2 separate regions of the Homo sapiens genome follow, and region 1 is linked to region 2. A link is an interaction called in ENCODE POLR2A ChIA-PET data of the cell type or tissue named here. Cell type or tissue: HepG2. All regions are shown on one strand. Links, peaks and the distances in the headings refer to the core of each region. The heading gives the core; the rest is flanking DNA.

Region 1 (2,913 bases), core at 190-2,689, 290 kb before region 2:
GGCTGGCTCACCATCACAGCCCCCATAGTTTGTCTTTGTCATCAGCTATAACCTGTGTCTGAGCCCGGCTGTGGTCAAGCAATCCAATGGCATTCCTCAGCTGTGAAGTTAGCCAAAGGAAGGATGTTAATTTGCCTTTCCAGAACTCATGTCTGTCTGTTTCAGCCTAGATAGTCCTGAATCTTTTCCTTTGACACCATTCCATTTAAGGGTTATGTTGCAGACACCAGTAAAAGTAGAAATTCCAAGAAATGTATAGCTATTAATATAAAAAGTAGGTGTTGCTTACCACACACCCCCATGCCATTATTCAAGTTAAGTCAGGAACTCCTGCTATAGAAATAAGTGGCCAACCAGAAATACTAGAATGGACAAACAGTTCCCACAGATAGCTTCTGACTATAGGACTCGAAATGTAAAACCTCTGATTACACTTAAAAATATAGATATTTTAAGGCAGTTTTTAATACTAAGGTAAGTGGGTTTCATTTTTAGCTGCTACACATCTTAGTGTTTTGTGTAAGATTTTGCTTAAAAAAGGGGTTTCATAACTTAATTGTGGGAGCATCCCCAGAGCTTTATGGAAAAATACTTTTGAGTTGTCACTTTTTTTGGTACAGGTTCCATCTGGGGGAAAAAAAAAAGCAGATAAAAGAGTACCCGGGTCTAAAGTCCTGGGTCCTTAAGTAGCTTTCACCTTCTCCTACCAAAAGAGTGCAGCAAATCACGTAGCCAACTGCTTTGCAGTACAGCACCAGACATGCACACATCTTCACCCCTGAACAACAGCTTCCTGCTGTAGAGTGTTGGCCAATTGAGACTCCTGACAGTGGAGCATCATGTTCTTGACCCGTATTTCCCTGTAGGATTACCTCAACCTCTCTTGGAACTCAATGACTCTCCTGTCTTCAAAACCGTCTTGGAAAGAATGCAGCGTTTCTTCTCTACCCTCTATGAAAACTGGTAAGGAACCAATGCTGCCTCTCCATATTTTCTTCCTCGATATGTATTGTATAGGAATGTCCATGGGTTGGACTTTTCATCTAGTGTACAGGTAAGGCGAGGCAAGAGTTTGATAGGAAACTTATCATTCTAGTGTTAAATAGAAATGAAAGCCTGCTTTCCTGCATTTGCTTTTTTTGTAATTGTCATATGAGCCTCACAATCCCAGCCTGCTTCATGCCCAACTTGTCTGTGTTTCTAGTGTATAAAATGATGAAACCCAAGTCGAAGCTAAAAGTGGTGGGGATTGCTTAGACCCTACACTGCTTGCGGCATACTTCTCATAGGAGTCGGGTGGCTGGATACTGGTTGTGGGTTGGGGAGGTAACTGGCCCTCATGGGCTTTGGCCTCACTAACCACTACACTAATCAGCCAAGCTAATGAGATCGTCCATTGTAAGTCCACATTAAATAGTAATGAAAGCTACTGCTGATCTCGGCCACCAACATCTGTCTTTAAAAAGATGCTGTATCTATAAGTTCTCTTAAGTAAATACAACTGCTCTTCTGGCTGAAAAACCTTATTGTAGGCTAGAAATGAAATTCATGGGACAGGGCTGGCAGTAACAGATGTTGGATTTGTCATTTTCAATGCTCTTTTTTTCCCCTTTACAGTTTTCATATCCTAGGGAAGGCAGGCCCTTCCATGCAGCAAGACTTCTATACTGTGGAGGACCTTGCTACCCAGCTTCTCAGCTCAGCCTTTGTCAACTTGAACAATATTCCTGACTACCGACTCAGACCCATGCTTCATATCCTTTCAAAAGTCTCTACATAACCCAAAAGGTCAGAAAATTAGAGAGAGAAACAAAACAGGTCACAGCAACCAGAGGGAAGAGGCAGAACTGGAAGGAAGAGATGAGATTATGTATCTAAGTGTATCATGTCATTAAAAACACTGGCAGATTGCAGGGAAAACATGAAGGCAGTCCAGATGGCCATAAACTTTTCCTTAGGGGTAAATTTTTACCTTCCCCCTTCTCGGAATTATTACAGATAAAACTTTTTTTTTTTTTTGAGACAGTCTTGCTCACTCTGTTGCACAGGCTGGAGTGCAGTGGTATGATCTCGGCTCACAGCTTCTGCCTCTCAGGTTCAAGCTATTCTTGTGCCTCAGCCTCCTAACTAGCTGTGATTACAGGTGTGCACCATCACGCCCAGCTGATTTTTATTCCTATTTTTTGAGACAGAGTTTTGCTCTATTGCCCAGGCTGGAGTGCAGTGGCATGATCTTGTCTTACTGCAACTTCCACCTCCTGGGTTCAAGTGATTCATGTGCCTCAGCCTCCCAAGTAGCTGGGATTACAGGCGCATGCTACTACGCCCAGCTAATTTTTTTGTATTTTTAGTAGAGACAGGTTTTCGCCATGTTGGCCAGGCTGGTCTCAAACTCCTGACCTCAAGTAATCCGCCTGCCTCAGCCTCCCAAAGTGCTGGGGTTACAGGTGTGAGCCACCATGCCCAGCTGTGAAAGATAAAACTTTTATCCCTTTTCTGTATTTTTAGAAGCACTTTTTTTTTTTTTTTTTTGAGACAGGGTCTCAGTGTTACCCAGGCAGGAATGCAGTGGTGCCATCAAAGCTCAGTGCAGGCTCAAGTGATCCTCCCACCTCAGCTTCCTGAAGAGCCTGGACTGGACCACAGATGCGCACCACCACACCCAGCTAGTTTTTATTATTATTTGTAGAGATGGGTCTGTATTATGTTCCCCAGGGTGGTCTCAAACTCCTGGCTCAAGTAATTCTCCTGCCTCAGCCTCCAAAGTGCTAGAATTACAGGCCTGAGCCACCACACCCAGCCAGAAGCAGCAGTTTTAACACTTCATTCTCATTCAGACCCTTATTAATAGTTGAATCTCTTTCTTTCTTTTCTTTTTTTTTTTTTTTGAGACGGAGTCTTGCTCTGTTGCCC
Region 2 (2,913 bases), core at 212-2,711:
CCACTGTTGTTTCTCTATACTTTGTCTCTGTGTCTTATTTCTTTTTTCAGTCTCTCGTCCCACCTGACTAGAAATACCCACAGGTGTGGAGGGGCAGGCCACCCCTTCATGTTTCTTGTGCTTGGGTTTGAGATTCTTGTATCTGTGCATTTATAGTTTTCATCAAGTTGAGAAATTTTTCAGCCATTATTTTCTTAAATATTTTTTCTGCCCTCCCCTTTCCTTCAAGGACTCCAATTACCTTGTGTATTAGGCCACTTGAAGTTGTCCCACAACTCAGTGATGCTTCACTTTTTCCCAGCCGTTTTTCTCACTGTGTTTCATTTTGGATAGTTTCTATTGCTGTGTATTCAAGTTCACTAATCTTTTCTCTTACAGCATCTAATCTAATATTAATTCCATCCAATGTATTATTTTTCATTGTTGTTTACAATTCTGGAAGTTCGATCTGGGTCTTTTAAAATCTTCCATATCTCAGTTTTTTCTTCTAACTTCTTAAACATATGGAATAATTATAATGACTACTTTAATATATTTTCTACTAATTTTATCTAAACAATTTCTGGATTAGTTTCAACAGATTTTTATTCTTACTATGGGTCATATTTTCTGCTTCTTTCCATATCTACTAATTTTTTACTGGATGCCAAATACTGTGAATTTTACCTTGCTGAGCCCTGTATATTTTTATATTTCAGTGAATATTATTCAGCTTTCTTCTGGACTGCAGTTAATTTTTAAGAAGCAAAAACAGGCCGGGCATGGTGGCTTATGCCTGTAAATCTCAACATTTTGGGAGGCAGATGCAAGAGGATTGCTTCAGCCCAGGAGCTCAAGACCAGCATGGGCAACATGGAGAGACCCTGTCTCAAAAAAAAAAAAAAAAAATCAAAAATCACCCAGGCATGGTAGCATGCATCTGTGGTCCCAGCTACTTGGGAGGCTGAGGTGGGAGGATCGCTTGAGTCCAGGATGTCAAGGCTGCAGTGAGCCATCATCATACCACTATACTCCAGCCTGGGTGAAAGAGCAAAATGCTGTCTCAGAAAAAGAAAAGAGAGAGACAGAGACAGACAGACAAAGAGAGAGAGAGAGAGAGAGAGAGAGAGAGAGAGAGAGAGAGAAAAGCCAGTTTGATCCTTTCAAAGTTTACTTTAAAGTTTTATTAGCTTAGACCAGAGCAGCGTCCAGTCTAGGGTTAATATTTCTCTGCCACTAAGGCAAAACCTATTTTTTTTTTTGCCACCAAGGCAAAGCCCTATGAATTTTCCGTATGAGCCAGTAGGAACAGGCACTAGTTCCATCCCTGTATGAGCTCAAAAATTGTTAACTCTGTGGCTTTCAGATGTTTTTCCCTACCACGGATAGTTCCCTCATACACATGTGTTGATCAGTCCTCAGCTATCTATTCATGGAACCCTCTGAACCTCTCCAGAGCTCTCTCTCCTGTCCTGTACGCTCTCCTGCAAACTAGTGGCCTTGGCCTCCCTGGACTCCCAGCTCTATCTCCTCGATCAAAGAGACAGCCAGGCTCAGCCTGGGTTCCTCCATCCTGCAGCCTGGTAACCTTGTAGGCAATAAGCTGGGGCAAATATAAAGCTCGTCTACTTTTTTTCAGTCTTTCAGGGATTACAGTACTGTTCTGTGCTGCCTGATGGCCAGTGTTCAAACATTATTGCTCTATATTCATATATTCTGTCCAGTTTTTTAGTTGTTAAAGATGGGAGGGTAAATCTAGGTCTTCTGCTTCTTGGCCAGAAGAAGACATTTGATCTGGGTGTTACACGGCAGGAGTGTGAGGATAGACTGGAAGAGCTTCCCCAGATGCTTGATTTCTGCCTTCTTTGAGTCACTCAGTCCTTTGCACATTAATGCATGGCGTTAGCCTGATTTCTCCTATTCTTGAGCTAAGGCTGGCTCCTCCCAAAGCCAAATGGAGTCAAAAATCTCAGATGCTCTTCTTTACTCCTTTCTGTAGCTCTGTTAGTGCCCATTGAATGTCTCACACAAAATAAATGCTTTTAAAGTGTGTCGCCAACCTGTACATTAAAAGGGATTTAAGGCCGGGCACAGGGGCTTGTGCCAGTAATCCTAGCATTTTGGGAGGCTGAGGCAGGAGGATTATTTGAGCCCAGGAGATCCAGACAAGCCTGGGCAACCTGGTGAGACCTCGTCTCGTCTCTCTGGAAAATAAAAAATGAATTTAACAAAAATTAGCCAGGTGTGGTGGCGTGCTCCTGTGGCCCCAGCTACTCAGGAAGCTGAGGTGAGAGGATCGCTTGAGCCTAGGAGGTCGAGGCTACAGTGAGCCATGATCATGCCACTGCATGCCAGCGTGACAGAGCAAGATCCTGTCTCAAAAAAATAAATAAAGGGGACTTAAAAGATAAATAAAAATAGGTAAGGTTAAACTATACTGTCTAGAAATGCACATTTGGGTGATAAAACCATAATGAAACTTAAGGGGCCGGGTGCGGTGGCTCACGCCTGTAATCCCAGCACTTTGGGAGGCCGAGGCGGGCGGATCACGAGGTCAGGAGATCGAGACCATCCTGGCTAACACGGTGAAACCCCATCTCTACTAAAAATACAAAAAAATTAGCCGGGCCTGATGGCAGGTGTCTGTAGTCCCAGCTACTCGGGAGGCTGAGGCAGGAGAATGGCGTGAACCTGGGAGGTGGAGCTTGCAGTGAGCCGAGATCGCGCCACTGCACTCCAGCCTGGGCGACAGAGCGAGACCCCGTCTCAAAAAAAAAAAAAAAAAGAAAGAAACTTAAGGACCTTTAATGAGTTTTTGTCCTCACTATAAAAGTAAGGGCAGTGGTTACTTTTGGAGGGAGAAAGGTGGCTGTTTGGGATGGTGCACATGGAAACTTCTGGGTATTTGAAGATCTATTTTGAGATGATATGGGT

The links. ChIA-PET counts read pairs that join two places held together with the same protein. Peaks named below come from ENCODE experiments on the same cell type or tissue, not always from the same donor. Only the 100,000 strongest peaks of a DNase experiment are listed, where the experiment ranks them.
Region 1: POLR2A ChIA-PET joins it to region 2 with 5 read pairs; 2 of 35 experiments call an interaction of 5 or more read pairs at or near these places.

What each region holds. Positions count from the first base shown.
Region 1 is chr6:43,529,529-43,532,441 of GRCh38, reverse strand. XPO5 (exportin 5) reads left to right here. Exons shown (of 32, transcript NM_020750.3): 22 at 867-963; 23 at 1,618-1,754. It also overlaps a transcript of POLR1C not described here. Among named protein-coding and RNA genes, the nearest start is that of POLR1C, 14 kb to the right of the region's middle. In HepG2, for the core only: no CTCF peak of the experiment used is centred there; no DNase peak of the experiment used is centred there.
Region 2 is chr6:43,236,687-43,239,599 of GRCh38, reverse strand. No RefSeq gene overlaps it. Among named protein-coding and RNA genes, the nearest start is that of TTBK1, 5.3 kb to the left of the region's middle. In HepG2, for the core only: no CTCF peak of the experiment used is centred there; a DNase peak (open chromatin) is centred at 1,469; H3K27me3 peaks cover 11 bases.